Regions from separate parts of the Homo sapiens genome. Here region 1 is linked to region 2. The links are chromatin contacts, found by Hi-C in ENCODE. All regions are on one chromosome and are shown on one strand. Each heading gives the region's core, a stretch centred on a gene start or an enhancer-like site at or near the end of the contact. The rest is flanking DNA. Distances are from core to core; before and after follow the strand shown. Region 1 has its middle 48 kb from the start of ZC3H11B. Region 2 overlaps LYPLAL1-DT (LYPLAL1 divergent transcript).

Region 1 (6,203 bases), core at 1,513-4,012, 570 kb after region 2:
GGAGGCTGAGGTGCGCAGATCATTTGAGGTCAGGGGTTCGAGACCAGCTTGGCCAACATGGTGAAACCCCATCTCTACTAAAAATACAAAAATTAGCTGGGCATGATGGCTTGTGCCTTTAGTCCCAGCTACTCGGGAGGCTGAGGCACGAGAATTGCTTGAACCCAGGAGGTGGAGGCTGCAGTGAGCTGAGATCACACCACTGCACTCCAGCCTGAGCGACAGAGCAAGACTCCATTTCAAAAAAAAAAATTTAAATAAATGAGTGAATGTAAATGTTTTTTCCTCATTGCCTTTCTAGATAAGTAACTGGTGAGATAAATTATTTAATCCTTAATTTCTGATGATTTAATAGATGATCTGTTTCATGCCATAGTTACCACCAATGAGTTTAATTTCAAAAACACTGAAAACTTCCTAGTACTCTAAAAAAACATGTTCCAATGTGTTCACCAACGCTTAAAATTCCCATTCCATACTTTATTTCTTAGTGGATAGATTTGTTCCCTACTAATAATGAAATATTCTCAGGAAGAGTAGCATATTAGATTATTATCAAATAGATGTGATGGAAGCAGAATTTAGAAACTGTTCTGAGGAGAGAAGTAGAATGAAAATAGAGAAAGAAGAAAAGAACTGAACCCTTGAAGGCACAAAGGATTATTTTAATGAGTAGTTAGTGTTTCTGTCCCAGTAATTCTGGAAAGCATCAGTCTTAATCAAAAACTAAGTACATTATTTGACAGCTCTTTGGAAATATAGTTGGGAAGAAAAGAGCTTTTTAGAACCTAAATAACAAAAATAGCTTATTTTTGAATGCCTACTTTTGAATATGTTTACGGACTCTACATATATTTTTCTCAGCCTTCAAACAACTCAATGGCAAGAGGTCTCATTTTATAGATGAAGAATCAAAGATTAAACAATGAATGGAAAAACAGGGTTTCTAACCACATCACATACTATTCCACCACCACCATCATCACCACCCTTTCCCGTGAACACGTTCTCCCAAATGCAACAACGCCTATGTAAGCATAAATATGATTCTGTATGGCTCTGATTCAACTAAGCACTTTGCCACACTGCTGCTGGTTCTCACTAAGTAATGTCACAGAACTATATATTGCACTGCCCTAGCACAGAACTGTTTTTCAGAAGTGACTCAAATAGAAAGTGGCATTAGTATTAACATACAAAAACATTCTTTTTTTGAAACTCAGAATGCTGGATCTAAGAAATGGCCACTTTAAGCTTGCACTAAATCTGAGTTTTGATGCTTAGCACATTCATGCTTAACGATCTGAACAATAAGTAGTGTGTCTTCCAACTGGTGCAGCTCATTCCCAGCAGCCTAGATAAAGCTGGTGGTGAGTATCCAGTCATTAGAGCTGGAAATGGACTCAGCACCTAGCATGAGCCAAATTGTGACTTCATGCAGGGCTATTTCTTTTTTCTTTTCTTTTTTTTTTTTTTTTTTGGTTTGTTTGTTTCTGTAGCTGTTCTGTTGCATTAAAGAGGAAAAAATTAATATGAACATTCAGTTCAACAACTGCCTTTGAGCACCTCTTATTGCAAAAGCCCCATGCAAAGTAGACACTGTGGAGATAAATAGATTTTAAAATATGCCCCCAAGGAAACTATGAAATTGCTGGCACAAATATTTAAGGGAAAATGGGCCACACTGACATTCCAGAATAAAACTGGTGAGCATTTCACTTATTAGGTAAAAGAGAAAACTCTTACTCATATTGAAATAATGTTTTGGTCTTCTTCTGAAACATGATATACTTTCCTATATTTGACAAAACTGACTTATCCACTTATGCCTGCTGTTTAGGGAGCCCCTGCTGAGAACTGAGAAGTTTCTGTCCTGAAGTCACCAGCTGAGAGGGCTGTTGCTAAACTCTCCCCACATTCTGTCTCCCAATGGCGTCATAGTCTTTGAACACAATGTAAACACATGCTTAATTTTAAGATTGGCTTATTATCTACATTCAATATCTCTGTTTATCAGAGCCCCTCTTAGTCTCTACATCTGTCTACTTATTCCAAACCTTAGTACAACCTTGCCCATCACTGAGGATGATAAACGTGACACAGATTGTCATTTTCCTTTTTATTCTAATGAGCAATCTGGCTCTCATTAGGGCCAATTAAATTAGAACATCCCCCCCAAAAAAGAATATTTAACGTTTATTCTGAGAACAAAAGAGAAAATGCAAGTGTAATCTGTCAGTTTATCAGGCAATATTTTTAACTTAATATTAAGAAATTGCTGTGAACTCATAAATAAACCATTAGCAAAAAGAAAACTGCTAATTAAGGTATAATCTAATCTGCTCGTCTCCATTTTGATCATAGGGTAAAAGTTCAATAAACTTTTTGATCGATACACCACAGAGATAGAAGTGAAATAGTCAAGACTTTTAATCAGGTAATTCACACTCCAGGAAGAAGAGAGGAAAAAAACACTTTGCCTCAATTCCCTCAAAATTTTGCACTAAAAATCTTGCTTTGGGGTGACTCAACCTCTCACTTATAATTTTACAAACGGCATAACCTGAGCGCTTAGAGACCATTTAGCCCAATTCCCTCATTTTACAAATGAAGAACAGGAATACAAAGACTAAGGGAGGCCCCTGGGGGCAGCGCTGGGCTGAGAACCAGGTGTCCCGACGTCAGCTCCTCCCACCTCACCTCCCTTACAAAAAAAGGGGGTGAGGAGGATACCCCTGTTGCACACAGGAGGTGGGGCGCTGCTTAACTTTTGTTAGCACCATCCGTGGGGGTGCTTGGGAAGTTTCGCTCCCTATGAGCGTGGTGACGTCATGCGAGCCAGGGGTTTTCCTAAAGGCAGCCTATGGCTCTGGCCAACGGGACCAAATCTCGGAGGGCCAAATTGAGGGAGTGTGAAGTGGGGGATGTGGCTGGAGAAGAGAAGGTGATACTAGGCCAGGACAGCTGCAAAATGACTGACAACGAGAATGAGAATATGGGTTCCTCTCTTGAGTCCCCAGAATTTTTTTCAAGTTCTTCAGCTGCATACATTTGGCTCTCTGGCGCCCTTTGTTTTCTGGCTGATGATCCTTTTATTTTTCCTGTCCTACATTTAAAAGAGAAGGAAAGAAGCGGGGAAGTCGGTTCCAACTACTCCTCGCAGCCAGTCCTCGAGCGCCCTCTGCCGTGTACATGGGAGCTCTTTGTCTTAACCTTGCAAGCGCTTACTCCTGGGTGTTGCTTTCCGCTATCAACAGAAGGTTATGGCGACATCTACAGAAGGTTATGGCGACATCTTTGCTTCTGTCTGCTGCTCAGGAAAAGCTTGGAAAATACAAAATTAGGTTGATAAAATTTGTTTCCTGTAGGAGTGTCTCCTAATTCAAGTGGAATGTCGCTCACCAGTGGGCTTAAATAAACCCTTAATCTTAAACATCCACTTTATCATGAAAATGGCACTATTTATTCCACTGGCAATATCTTGTGTCGAAATCTAAACAGTATTTCTTCTCTAATGGGAGTGAGACAGAAAGTCCTGCCAATCAAGCAGGAAAAAGAAGCCTGCATCAGACAGCAGGCCTCTGTTTCAAGGGATAAAAACCCATATTCATTCACCCAGGACTGCCGCAACTTTAAAAAACAATGTCAAAAGGAAAAGAAGGCATTGTTGCAAAAGAAAGTTCTCTGGTGTTTGTTTCATTCTTTTTTCTCTTATTTTCTTCTCTTAAAGAAAAAAATAAAAGCTGGTATAATTCCTGGTTTGCTTAAAGGCTAATGTATATTTACAGAAGCATCCAAGCCATGAATCGCTTTGAATTGAGTCGCTGTTAGATGTACAATAGGCCTACTGTGTTGCAAAGAGTCTGGCCACTCATCATGACCCCCTATTCAGTCGACCGTCCATTAATCTAAACACAGGCTCTCTCAGAGACATCCAGAAGCCCAACAATGGTTTACATTTTTTGGATGCTACCTTCCGGTTACTGTACCTAAGTGGGGAAATGTTGCTGAGAGATATTCCAATTTGACTCCCAAACGGGTTTTAAGCAAGTTACCATCCACTTGCCCTAAGCACAAAAGAACAGGTTTTCTTTTCCTCTGCCAAGTATCAATTTTTATATCAGATAGACGTCAATTATTGCTAAAAAGCTGATACAATAATAATGGAGCAGCACACAGTGGGCAGAGTCCCACTGCAGTGAAATTGGATAAGGATTTGGTTTGATTATGTAACTTTTTAGAGCAGCATAGTTTCTGCTAATAGCATGATAAATAAACAGCATCTATAGAATGTCTGAAGAATGACAATTTTAAAAAGAAAGAAAAAACAAAGGTGACCCTTGAATGTCTCTGACAACTAATCAATTTCTGACTACCTTTTTAGTCCCTTCCCTTTACCTCACCAACAACTGCATGTCACCAAACAAGGTTTCCCAAAGAATCTCCTTCTTTCCCCTGCTGGATCAGGTGAATCATAGAATCCACCATACAACTGACAAAAAGTTTTGTTCTACCATAAAGCAATGTAAAGATTAAATGTAAAGCAATGGCCAGATTTCACTTGGAACTTTCTTCTTGTTCAAATTCACTGTAAAATCCCCTTGGTTTAAAACAATGCAAGGTATACGTCCATACCACCCTGAACGCACCCGATCTCGTCTAAAACAATGCAGGAAGAAAATCACGTATTCTGCCGGAAATTCATTTATTTATCTGTACTATAAGACCATTGACTATTCCCTCACTATTTCCATAGTTTTATTAATGCTACAGAAAGAGAAAGTAACATTTTTCCCCAAGATCCCTTCTCATTTTATGGAGTAGATATTTTGAGGCATTACCTAAGTACTCCCAAGCATCCAAATATCCAAATCTAAAATATCTAAAATATCCCAAATATCTAAACACCTCAGATGGGTAAAAGCCTACCTTTTTTTGGGAGATATTCATAAGAGGAAGAGGGAGAGAGCTCACATCCTTATTTTTAACTCATTGCTGTGTCTAAATATCCCCACTACCAGCATCTAAGCTGAATTCTCCCTAGAAATGCTCAGTGCTGGTTATCAGAAGAGAATATGACATAATGATTAACTAGCACAGTATTGACTGTTTCTACTTATCACCACCATGACAAACTGCAAGATCGAACTTCTACTCCATCCCTCATTTTTGTCCACATGAAATCAGAAACCAATTTGACCCATTTATTCACTGAAATGCTTTAATTAGATGGTCTCAGGTACTCTCCAGAAATTACTTTCACTTTCTAACTTCATCACCCACAACTTTTCGCCAGCCACCACCCCTTTAAAAAGACCTCCAACCCGGGTGCTTATTAAAATAGCAGAAGCCCAAGCTCCACCTAGACCTACTAAATTAGAAACTCTGAGATGGAGGCCCAGGAATCTGCATTTACTAAGCTTCCCCCATCACCAGGTGATTTTGATGCAAATGCATTTATTTTATTGCCGCCATAATTCTGAGGAATCACAGTAGAAGCTAACATTTATTAGACTTCTGTTTTTTGCCAGGCACTGTTTGAAACACTTCATACATGTATTAATTCTTTTAATTATCACAATAACTTTATAAGAGGGTACAGTTTTTACCCTTATTTAGATGTTGATTATCCTTTCTGAGATAAAGGGACATTAGGAAACTTATTCAAGAGCACACAGTTAGTATATGGCAAGAGAAAAGATTCAGATCCAGAGGATGTCATTCCAAGCCTGTCACTAAATCACCAGGTTTTACAATCTCTAAAACAATTATTTGTCCTCTGTCTTCTCTACTAGGCTATGAATTTGTTAAGGGCAGGAATCATAGCTTTTCATCCAGATAGCTGCAGCACTCATCCAAGTGTGTGATGAACTCAAGAAATGTTTATCGAATTGTTTATTAGGTTGGTGCAAAAGTAATTGCAGTTTTGGCCATTAAAAAGAGGTAAAAACCCAGCACTTTGAGAGGCTGAGGCAGGCAGATCACGAGGTCAAGAGATCGAGACCATCCTGGTCAACATGATCGTAGTAGAAACCCCGTCTCTACTAAAAATACAAAAATTAGCTGGGCATGGTGGTGCATGCCCCTAGTCCCAGCTGCTCGGGAGGCTGAGGCAGGAGAATTGTCTGAACCCAGGAGGTGGAGGTTGCAGTGAGCCAAGATTGCACCACTGCACTCCAGCCTGGTGACAGAGCCAGAATTCG
Region 2 (6,215 bases), core at 1,719-4,218:
CTCATCCTTCCCTACTTCACTTTCTACATTTTAGGATAGATAAAGGACACCACAGACAATCTAACAATTTCCTCTAGTCTCTGAGTGAGTAATAACAGAAGCAGTCCAAATGAGGAATTCCTGTTGTTCATCCCCAGATGGATTTCCTTAGGCCACTCTTGTAACACATCTCCCTTGATTTCTACAGATTTTTATGTTGTATGCTAATTTCCATGACTCTTTTACTCACCTGGAAAACAACAGTATCACTATCAGAATTGTTCAACTGGTATGTGACAGCTAAAATTAACACTTCTTCCTTAACTCTGTTTTATTTTGCTCCTCTCAAAAAGCAAACTCCTGTTCCCAGAGATAGTTTAATTTCATTTTTGTACCTGGATACTATTTGTGAGACCCTAATTACTTACCTTTTTTGGCAGACTTTGAATGGCTATGGCACAGGAAATCATCACAATCAGCAAGAAGAGAGATGAATGCAACAGTCAGTGCTTATCTAGGTCACTTCTCCCCAAAATGTCCTCACAGCTCTATTTCACTTAAGTTTGGATGTACCATTTAAGACATCAAAGCATTCTGCAAGTGGGGAAAAAAAAAAACAAGAAATACCTTAAAATGCCAGCTATGTGTGATTTAAAACAAAAAATATTTAAGATGAGGTTAAAAGTTATAAACATTTATGTACGTTATTAGTTCTACATCAACAAAAGAGCACAGTTTCTCTACTGCAAATTAATAGATTATAAAATCAATAGGTTTTTCATGAAAGTAATTAAGAAAAATGGGGGTAGAAACAAATTCAGTCTTTTAAGAATGTTTTGCCTTTAAAACAACTTTCTCTAAAATCACCTAAAATGAAATATAAGTTAACTCTGATTCTATGAGTTCAGTGGAGTTAAATTTAACTTGAAAACATCTTTCATTTCTATAGCTACTTTATTATATTTATACAAGACTGCAAAAAGTTAATTAGGTGATTTAAGTGAATCAACTGTCACATATATTATGAGCTCTGCATGTGTGTATTATGAAGCAATACTGACTATGAGTTCAGCCTTTTACCAACTTATTTAGCCAAGGTTGCTAGAAGTTACTTAATGAGCATGAACACACAAACTTTCAATAAACCTACAAGAAGAAAAGTGGCCCATGACCTAAAAGAACCCCTCTGTTATGCCAGGGGGATGACAAAGTATGTTAAGTCACCAGCCCCTCTGTGTTATGGTGGTTCATGTTGCCAAGGCACGTGTGGCAAATTTGCAGAGTTGGGGCAGTGAATAAGAGAAGGTCAGTTTCTAAAAATTCATCTCACAGAGTATATGAAGTAAAAAGCCTAGGAGAAGTACTTTTCTCAATTAAAACTTAAGAATATATGAATATTTGTGGCTTCTAGAGTTTGACCTCTCAGTACCTAAGCTATTCCTGATTTATACTTGGCAATCTGTATTTATTCTTCAGTTCATAGAATATTAGGGTCAGAAAGAAAGGTTTAAAATCACCCATTGAATATCTGGAAGGCTTAAAGAGTAGCAGTTCAAGAATCAGGCAGAGCTGGCTTGAATTCTGGTTTCACACTTTACAGGCTGTGTGGTATTGAATAAAGTGCTTCAAATATTGAATCCCCAGTTTTCCTATCTGTTAAATGAGGATAATAAATAACACTTCCTGAGGAGAGAAACAGAAGATTAAATAAAATAAAGCAAAAAGTAATATGCTGTAATTCCCTCAGAAGCATTGTGTTTCACAGTTGTCAGAATTCTGAGTTCTAAGCAACAGAAACTGACTTTGGTTACATTAATCAGAAAAGGAATGTATTGGCAAGATATCAATAACTTAGAGAATTAATCAACAGTTGAGAATTAGACTCTGGCAGAAAAATAAGGAAAGCAGGTTATGAGCCTGAAGTCTGCTTAGGACATAGGAATTGATACTGCTGCTACTGGATTCTTGCTGCCACACCAGTAGTCTCTCAAACCTTCCACATTGGCTGGGAAAAATCTCTAACCCTCATTATTCAAAGCTACAGGCAAGAGAATCTTACTAGATAAACTTGAGACATGTATCTGTATGCTATTGTCCAGAGGATAAATAAGAACCCTTGTGCTACATATTGAAAGAGAGGGTCTGTCTCTCACCTTATGATTCCTCCACATAGGAATAGAATGGGATATTAAGCATATCACTAGGCTTTAAAGCAAATCTCAATAAATTTCAAAGACTTAGTGTCAAACATAATACATTCTCTGACCACAATTTCAATTCTGTTAAATTAGAGCTCAGTAAATAAAGGATAAATTTTAACCTCCCTAATATTTCTATAAAGTGTAAAAAATAAATTTGAATGTAACTGAGTCAAAAAGAAACTATAGGGGAAGACACAGAGCAGGTTGGCCTAATAGAACTCTCCAACAATAGTCCCCCTACAGGAACACTAAATCGAACAACTATCCACACAAGAAAGCACTTTTATGAGAACCAAAAATCAAGTGAGTGATCACAGTACCAGGTTCTAACATCATATCAAAGAAAGAGGCATTGAAGAGGTTAGGAAAGATAGTCTTGAATTGCTGATGCTGCGGAGAGGATCTGTGTTCTTGTGGGGGAGAGAGTGCAGTGATGTGGGACTTTGCATTGGAACTCAGTGCAGCCCAGCCACAGTAGAAAACAAGATAAGGCAGAACTCAGCCAGTGCCCATGGAGGGAGTCCTTATATCCGTCCCAGCAAGAGAGGAATTGCCCTTCCCAGTGGTTGGAACTAGAGTTCTGGCTAGCCCCACTACCATGGGCCAAAGCACTCTGGGATACTACATAAACCTCAAAGGCAGTCTAGGCGACAAGGACTGCAATTCCTGGGCAAGTCTTGGTGCGTGCTGGGCTAGAAGGCAGTAGACTTGGGTTGACCTAATGAGACACCAGCCAGGTGGACAAGGGAGTGCTTGCATCACCCCTCCCCCAACCCAGGCAGTGCAGCTCAGTAACCTGGGGGAGACTCCTTCCTTCCGCTGGCAGTAACTAGGCAGTGGTCACCATGGGTCTTGAGCAAGACCCAGTGCTGTGCTATCTTTGGGTGTGACTCAGCACAGTCTCAGTGTGGTAGTCACAGTGGAGCTTGCATCACCCCTCCACAAGAGGAGTACAAGCAAGTGCAGACTGCAAATATTACAATAAATATCTAACTATTCAATGCCCAGACACTCACAAACATCCAAAAGCATCAGGACCATTCAGGAAATCATGACCTCACTAAACAAACTGAAAAAGTCACCACTGATCAATCCAAGAGTGACAGAAAATTCAAAATAGAAATTTTGAGGAAGCTCAATGAAATTTAAGATAACACAGAGAAGGAATTCAGAATCCTATCAGATAAATTTAACGAAGATACTGAAATAATTTTTGAAACATGTAGAAATTCTGAGCTGAAAAATTGAATTGACATACAGAAGAATGCATCAGAGTCTCCCAACAGCAGAACTGATCAAGCAGAAGAAAGAATCAGGCTATTTGAAAATACACAGTCAAAAGAAACAAAAGAATAGAAAAGAATGAAGCTTGCCTATAAGTTCTAGAAAATATCTCAAAAGGGCAAATTAAGATTTACTGGCCTTAAAGAGGAGGTACAGAGATCAAGGTATAAATTTTATTCAAAGAGATAATAACAGATAACTTTTCAAACCTAGAGAAATATATCAAAATTCAAGTATAGATGGGTTGTAGAACATCAAGTAGATTTCATCCAAATAAAACTACCTCAAGACATTTAATAATCAAACTTCCAAAGGTCAAGGATAAAGAAAGGATTCTAAAAGCAGCAAGAGAAAAGACACAAATAACATACCTTACAATCTAGGAGAGAGTGGCATTACATATTTAAAGTGCTGAAGGAAAAAAGACTTTTATCCTAGAAGAGTACACCCAGTGAAAATACCCATTAAACATGAAGAAGAAATAGGCTTTCCCAGACAAACAAAAGCTGAGGGATTTCATCAACACCAGAACTGCCCTACAAGAAATGCTAAAGGGAGCTGTTCAATCTAAAATGAAAGGACACTAATGAGCAATAGGAAGTCATCTGAAGGTACAAAACTCACTGGTAATAGTAAGTACACAAACAAACACACAATATTATAACACTGTAATTGTGGTACGTGAACTATTGATATCTTGAATACGAAGACTAAAAGATAAACCTATCAAAAATAATAACTACAACTTTTAAGACATAGTATAATAAAACGTAGATGGAAGCAACAAAAAGTTAGAAAGCAGGGGGATTAAGTTAAAGTGTAGAGCTTTTATTAGTTTTCTCTTTCGTTGTTGTGAGTTTGGATTGTTTTGTATCCAGTGCTAAGTTGTGATCAGTTTAAAATAATGAGTTCTAAGATGTTATTTCCAAACCTCATGGTCACCTCAAATCATAAAACCTACAACAGATACACAAAAAACTGAAAATCAGTAAATTAAAACAACCCACCAAAAAAAATTAACTTCCCAAAAAGGAATACAGGGAAGAAGGAAGGAAGAAAGAGAAGAGCACACATAAAACACCCAGAAAACAAATAACAAAATGGCAGTAGTAAGTCCTTACTTACTAATAATAACATTGAATGTAAATGGACTAAACTCTCCAATCACAAGACATAGAGAGCCTGAACAATAACAATAATAAAAAAACAAGCTCTAACAATCTGGTAACTATAAGAAACACGCTTCACTTATAAAGACTAACTTAGACTTAAAATATAGGAACTGAAAAATATTGCATGAAAATGGAAACAAAAAAAGCAGAAGTAGCTATATTTACATCAGACAAAATAGATTTCAAAACAAAAACTATAAACAGAGACAAAGAAGGTCATTATATAATGATAAAGAAGTCAACTTAGCAAGAGGGTGTAACACTTGTAAATATATATACATTCAACACTGGAACACTCAAACATATTAAGTAAATATTATTAGAGCTAAAGAGAGAGATAGACCCTAATACAATATTAGCTGGAGACTTCAACACCCCACTTTCAGCATTGGACAGAACCACTACACAGAAAACCACCACCAACAACAACATTGGACTTAATCTACATTATATACCAAATGGACCTAATATATATTTACACAATCTTTCATTTAAGAGCTGCAGAATACACGTTCTTCTCCTCAAGGCATGGCTCATTCTTAAGGATAGATCACATGTTAGAACAAAAAACAAGTCTTAAAAAATTAAAAAATTGAAAAAATATCAAGTGTCTCATCTTTCCAGTTTTATTCTCAATGGAATAAAACTAGAAATAAATAATTAGAAAAATATCAGAAACTATACAAACACATGGAAAATAAACAATATGCTCTAGAGTGACCAGTGGGTCAATGAAGAAATTAAGAATAAAATTTAAAAATTCCTTGAAACAAACAAAAATGGAAACACAATATATCAAAACCTATGGAATGCAGCAAAAGCAATACTAAGAAGAAAGCTTATAGCAATAAGCACTCCACATCAAAAAAGCAGATAATCCTCAAATTAACAACCTAATGATGCATCTTAAAGAACTAGAAAACAAAGAGCAAACCAAAGCCAATATTAGTAGGAGAAAAGAAATAATAAAGATCAAAGCAGAAATAAATGAAATTGAAACAAAACAAACAATACAAAATATCAATTAAACAAAAAGGTGGCTTATTTTAAAAAAATAAAATTGATAAACATTTAGCCAAAGACATAAAGATAGAAGACCCAAATAAATAAAATGAGAGATAAAAAGGAGGTATTACAACTGATACTGCAGTTCAGAGAATCATTAGAGACTACTATGAGCAACTACATGCCAGTAAATTGGAAAACCTAGAAGAAATAGATTGAATCCTAGACACATACAACCTACCAAGACCGAATCATGAAGATTTCCAAAATCTAAATAGACCAATAACAAGTAATGAGTTCAACACCATATTAAAAAGTATCCCAGTAAAGAAAAATCAGAGACCCAAAGCCTTCAACTGCTAAATTTCACCCAAAATTTAAAGAACTAATATTAATCTAATCCTATTCAAACAATTCCAAAAAAATAAAGAAGCAAATACTTCCTTACTCATTCTGTGAGGCCAGTATTACCCTGATACCAAAATCAGACAGAGACATCAAAATAAGAAAACTACAGGCCAATGTTCCACATGAATACTGATGCAAAAATCCTCAACAAAATACTCACAAACCA

What was found. A loop is a pair of places that touch in the nucleus more often than their neighbours do. Pooled maps may share reads with other maps.
Region 1: a map with no recorded cell type shows a loop between it and region 2 (6-fold over the local background). The contact joins two enhancer-like sites. A Hi-C loop is called at or near these places in 2 of 37 single-sample maps with no recorded cell type and 2 of 50 pooled maps.

What each region holds. Positions count from the first base shown.
Region 1 is chr1:219,658,054-219,664,256 of GRCh38, forward strand. No RefSeq gene overlaps it. Among named protein-coding and RNA genes, the nearest start is that of ZC3H11B, 48 kb to the left of the region's middle. RefSeq lists enhancers at 3,034-3,328, 3,275-3,324 and a silencer at 3,121-3,320. Within about 2 kb of position 2,763, at least 4 of the 41 ENCODE cell types and tissues checked have a DNase peak (open chromatin) inside an H3K27ac peak, as active enhancers do.
Region 2 is chr1:219,086,088-219,092,302 of GRCh38, forward strand. LYPLAL1-DT (LYPLAL1 divergent transcript) reads right to left here. Exons shown (of 5, transcript NR_038845.1): 4 at 408-573. Among named protein-coding and RNA genes, the nearest start is that of LYPLAL1-DT, 85 kb to the right of the region's middle. RefSeq lists an enhancer at 3,135-3,184. Within about 2 kb of position 2,969, at least 7 of the 41 ENCODE cell types and tissues checked have a DNase peak (open chromatin) inside an H3K27ac peak, as active enhancers do.